2 separate regions of the Homo sapiens genome follow, and region 1 is linked to region 2. Evidence: read pairs that join two places in POLR2A ChIA-PET (ENCODE). Cell type or tissue: OCI-LY7. All regions are shown on one strand.

Evidence for each region. Peaks named below come from ENCODE experiments on the same cell type or tissue, not always from the same donor. Only the 100,000 strongest peaks of a DNase experiment are listed, where the experiment ranks them.
Region 1: POLR2A ChIA-PET joins it to region 2 with 6 read pairs; 1 of 35 experiments calls an interaction of 5 or more read pairs at or near these places.

What each region holds. Positions count from the first base shown.
Region 1 is chr17:30,960,376-30,962,875 of GRCh38, reverse strand. It overlaps a transcript of RNF135 not described here. Among named protein-coding and RNA genes, the nearest start is that of RNF135, 9.4 kb to the left of the region's middle. RefSeq lists a silencer at 2,354-2,403. In OCI-LY7, no CTCF peak of the experiment used is centred here; a DNase peak (open chromatin) is centred at 1,485; H3K4me3 peaks cover 676 bases; H3K27ac peaks cover 354 bases.
Region 2 is chr17:29,240,389-29,242,888 of GRCh38, reverse strand. No RefSeq gene overlaps it. Among named protein-coding and RNA genes, the nearest start is that of CRYBA1, 5.2 kb to the left of the region's middle. In OCI-LY7, CTCF peaks have their summits at 926 and 1,125; a DNase peak (open chromatin) is centred at 1,118.

The sequences.
Region 1 (2,500 bases), 1.7 Mb before region 2:
CAAGTAGTACAGCCACCGGGAAAGTTTGTTATAAAATTAAGCATATATCTAACCAAATGTTGATGGCTATTGTGATACCCTGGTTCTTGTCTTCTTAGTTTAAAAGAATTTAGGCCGGACACGGTGGCTCATGCCTGTAATCCCAGCACTTTGGGAGGCCCAGGCAGGCAGATCACGAATTCTGGAGATTGAGACCATCCTGGGTAACGTGGTGAAACCCCACCTCTACTAAAAATACAAAAAAGTAGCCGGGCGTGGTAGCAGGCGCCTGTGTCCCAGCTACTCGGGAGGCTGAGGCAGGAGAATGGCATGAACCCAAGAGGCGGAGCTTGCAGTGAGCCGAGATCGTGCCACTGCACTCCAGCCTGGGCAACAGAGCGAGACTCCATCTCAAAAAAAACAAAAATGTAAACAAGAGACACACAGCAAAAGAAGTGCAGCATAGGCCAGGCGCGGTGGCTCATGCCTGTAATCCCAGCACTTTGGGAGGCCGAAGTGGGTGGATCATGAGGTCAAGAATTCAAGACCATCCTGGCCAACATGGTGAAACCTCATATCTACTAAAAATACCAAAAATTAGCTGGATGTGATGGTGCATGCCTGTAATCCCAGCTACTTGGGAGGCAGAGGCAGGAGAATTGCTTGAACCAGGGAGTCAGAGGTTTCAGTGAGCCAAGATCACTCTACTGCACTCCAGCCTGGCGACACAGAGAGACTCCATCTCGGGAAAAAAAAAAAAGTGCAGCATAGAGTTATTTATTGTAAAGGAGAAAGAGGATTTTGAAAATTAAGTGCAGAATGGGCAGCACACTCAGAGAGAGGATTCAGGGTAGGCTGCTCATTTAAGGATGAGACAGCAAAAACTGGCACTAAGGAGACTCCCTTTATGGGAGTCTTATGTGATTATTCATAAGGAAGTGGAAAGAGGAGTTACTAGTAAGCATGTTCTGGGTGGTCTTCTGGGTGCACATGCACAGTAGTTTACATGCTTGTTCATACACCACATGTCTCATTACCATCTTAAATTTCCACCCAGGGGTGTATTTTTTACTATTAAAATAAGCAAAGGGTCAGTTTGAGACCAGGTAAAATCAAAGTGTGCATGCTGTCAGGGCCGGGCGCGGTGGCTCACGCATGTAATCCCAGCATTTTGGGAGGCTGAGGTGGGTGGATCACCTGAGGTCGGGAGTTTGAGAGCAGCCTGGCCAACATAATGAAATCCCATCTCTACAGAAAAATACAAAAATTAGCTGGGCATGGTGGCATGTGCCTGTGGTCCCAGCTACTCAGGAGGCTGAGGCAGAAGAATTGCTTGAACCTGGGAGGCAGAGGTTGTAGTGAGCCGGGATGACACCACTGCACTCCAGCCTGGGTGACAGAGCAAGACTCCATCTCAGAAAAAGGAAAGGACAGGAGAGGAGAGGGGAGAGGAGGGGAGGGGAGGTGAACCGCAAAGTTTGCATGCTGTCTACATGGGAAATTCCCTACTGCAGATAGCTTTGCTTGAATTAGCTCAGTTGCATTGTGAATGCTGAGGCTTATTGTGTTGACTGAATGGTCAGCATGATTGCTGTGTCCTGAGACCCTGGTTACTTCCTTGACTACCTACCCTGCATCAGTATGAACCAGAAGCCCCATACCTGGGGACTGTTGTATGTATGAATAATTTGTTCCTTTTTATTGCTAAGCAGCATTCCACTGGATAAACAAGGTATGGTATAGCCATATAGTGGAATACTTCTTAGCAATAAGGAAAGACATATTGACACATGCAGTGACTTTGATGAATCTCAAAGGTATCATGTGCTGTGAAAGAATCCAGTCTTTAAAAATTACAGGCCTGGCGTGGTGGCTCATGCCTGTAATCCCAGCACTTTGGGAGGCCGAGGCAGGTGGATCACGAGGTTGGGAGATCGAGACCCTCCTGGCTAACATGATGAAACCCTGTCTCTACTAAAAATACAAAAAATTAGCCAGGCATAGTGGCGGGCGCCTGTAGTCCCAGCTACTCGGGAGGCTGAGGCAGGAGAATGGCGTGAACCCGGGAGGCGGAGCTTGCAGCGAGCCGAGATTGCGCCACTGCACTCCAGCCTGGGCGACAGAGCAAGACTCTGTCTCAAAAAAAAAAAAATAAAATAAAATAAATAAAATAAAATAAAATAAAATAAAATAAAAATTACATATTAAATGATTCCATTTATATGGCATTTTTGAAAGTACAATCTATAATGATGAACGGATCAATGGTTGCCACGGGGCAGGGGAAGGGTGTGGCTACAAGGGAGTTTTGGGGTGTGACATAACTGTTCTTTGCTGAAGCAGAGTCTCACTCTGTCACCCAGGCTGGAGTGCAGTGGTGAGACCATAGCTCACTGCAGTCTTGAAATCTCAGGCTTAAGTGGGAGTTCAGCCTTGAGTAGCTGGGACTACAGGCACATGCCACCATGCCTGGCTTTTTTTTTTTTCTTTTTCTTTTTCTTTTTTTGAGACGGAGTCTCAC
Region 2 (2,500 bases):
GGGCTTTACATCCTACTGAATTGCTAGTACATGGAGATCAACTTAGCTAATTTTTAATTTTTGCAGAGAAGCGAGGCTTTTATGTTTGATTGAAAAGCCCAAACACACATGCACAGAACTATAGTGGTGGTCGGGTGGGAATCAGGGTTATTGTGAGAACAATTTACAAATATCCATCATACATTCCTGGAGTCATAAGTCCTCATCTGGCCTCAATCCACTTTTCTCAATCACCTTAAGTCCTGAAAGATTGAGGATTCTCAGCTCTCCAGTACTGACCACCAAGCCTTCCAAATGTCAACTCAATATAGTTTTTAACAGAGTTCTGGCGGATTCCCCCTCTGACATTGTCTGGCACTGCTGCTTCCCTTGCGGCAGCCCCCAGCCCCATCTCATTCCAGGAAAGTTAAAGCAGAGCCACTCAAGGAGTGGTAATGAAGGGAGCAACCAGCTTGGAATCCCTTCTCCCAGGCTGAGTATGGGTCTCTCCTGTTCATCCTTATTAATAATAACTACAGCTTACTGAGCATTGACTGCAAAACCAGACAGTGTCTTTGTAATCCTTACCACAATGCCGTGAAGTAGATAATAATACCCATTTTACAGATGAGCTAACTGAGGTTCTGAGAGGCCAGGGAAGTTCTGGGCCAGGGAACCTAGCAGGGACTTCAGTATATGTCTATCTGACTGCAAAGCCCATCTTCTTTCTTCCTGGCACAAAATAGGGTGATAATATCTACCTTAACCACTGCTATCAGATGAAGGGAAATAAAGGGATTTAGAGCAATGCTAGGTACTCAGAACTCATCACCACATGGTAATTGCATTACTGACTGTGCCAAGTCAGATACCATCTTTTGCTAAATTCTCATAGAGACAAGTGGGAGCAAGTAGCACAGATTTTAGAAAAAAAATTCAGATAAAAAATGTTTCCTTTGAATTTGGAAAATTCACTCCATTTTTCTTGTTTTCCGATATTTTTCTTTATTAAATTTTAGCAGCGTATTCTGTCAGTCTAGTTTTCTAGAGGGCATGGATCTTTTGGGGACACAGGTTGCAAACTGTGTTCTCAGCCTGCACACCCATTGCACAACTGAATGAGACAACTGGCTGTCCAGCGGGGTGCACTGTTAGATTTAGAGGTGATATCTGACATTAAGAGGACCATGACAGCTCCCCATATGTAACCAGGGCATTTCGAACCTTGGGCTTCTGGACACCAGGGCTACACGCCAAGCAGCATAGATGCTCAGTGGAATTTTGTGGATGGCTTTGACTCCCTGGCCTTGCCTCTAGGCCGGGGGAGAGGGAGTGAGGTCATGGGGCCAGGGAAGCCCTTGGACTCAGCACTTTGTGGTAAGTGCACAATGGAGCTGGCCAGGCGGCTGAGCAGCGCTTTTGTTGTGTGGGAATAAGCAGGATGGGTACAAAGCAAAGGGCCCAGTCAGCGTTCAGCCTGCACCCACCTCCCCCATGAGGGGCTGCTGCTGCAGGATCTTGTTTTTTTGCCCTGTGCCTTTCTACCTCTTCAAACAGGCAGGGGAGCCAGGGCCTGGCTGGGCCTGAAAAGGCAGCAGGGCAGGCACTGGGGGAGAACTTGCCTCCATTTCTTTCTGAACCCTTTCTGAGGTCATCCATTCCTCTGCTTCCAGGCATAAAAGGATGCCAACCTGCTGGGAGAGCTGTTGTCCTAAGGGCCCAGCCTCCACAGCCTGCTTGCTCTGTGTGTAAATGACTCAGAGCATCTCAATTCAACTCAGTCTAAGTGAATTTCTCAATACTGCAGATTTAGTCACTTCCTCTCAACTAGAACCCCTATGAAACAGCTAGAAAAGTAGGTACAAGGATGGGACTTGTCCTATTGTGTGACACTCAGCCCACTCTCTCCACTGTAGCCAAGCAGTCCAACTCTGTATCATTCAGGGTTGCTAGACTGAGCAAGTAAAAATATAGGACACTAAATTAAATGTGAATATCAGGTAAATAATGGCTTTTTTTTTCAGTATCAGTAGATCTCAAACATTTTTTTCTACTCAAAAAATATTTGTTGTTTATCTGAAACTCAGCTTTAATTGGGTATGTATCCTGCGTTTTATCTGCCAACCCTAGTCTCCTCTTGCTTTTGTCTGGAGCATCCCATGATCCGCCTCTGCCAATCTGCTTCTCTTTTGTCCTTTGGAGAAGACAGTGTAAAGAGTCACCACCTGCAGGAAATCTTCCCTGGCTTACCCAGGCTGACCAGCCAACCACAGCATCCTATAACAAAGAGGAGAAAGGAAGAAAACCAATATGTTTTTAAGTCTTTTTCCAAATGTTATCTAGTTTAGTGCTCCCAAATAACCCTGGGAGATATGCCTAACTAGCTCCATTTTCTAATGCAGAAAACACTCAGAGAACTTATGTTATCAACCTGAGGCCACATAAGCTAGGAAGTGGCAGAGCCACATTACAAACTCAATTCTCTTTGTTTCAAAAGTCTGTATTTTTTATCATGTTGCTT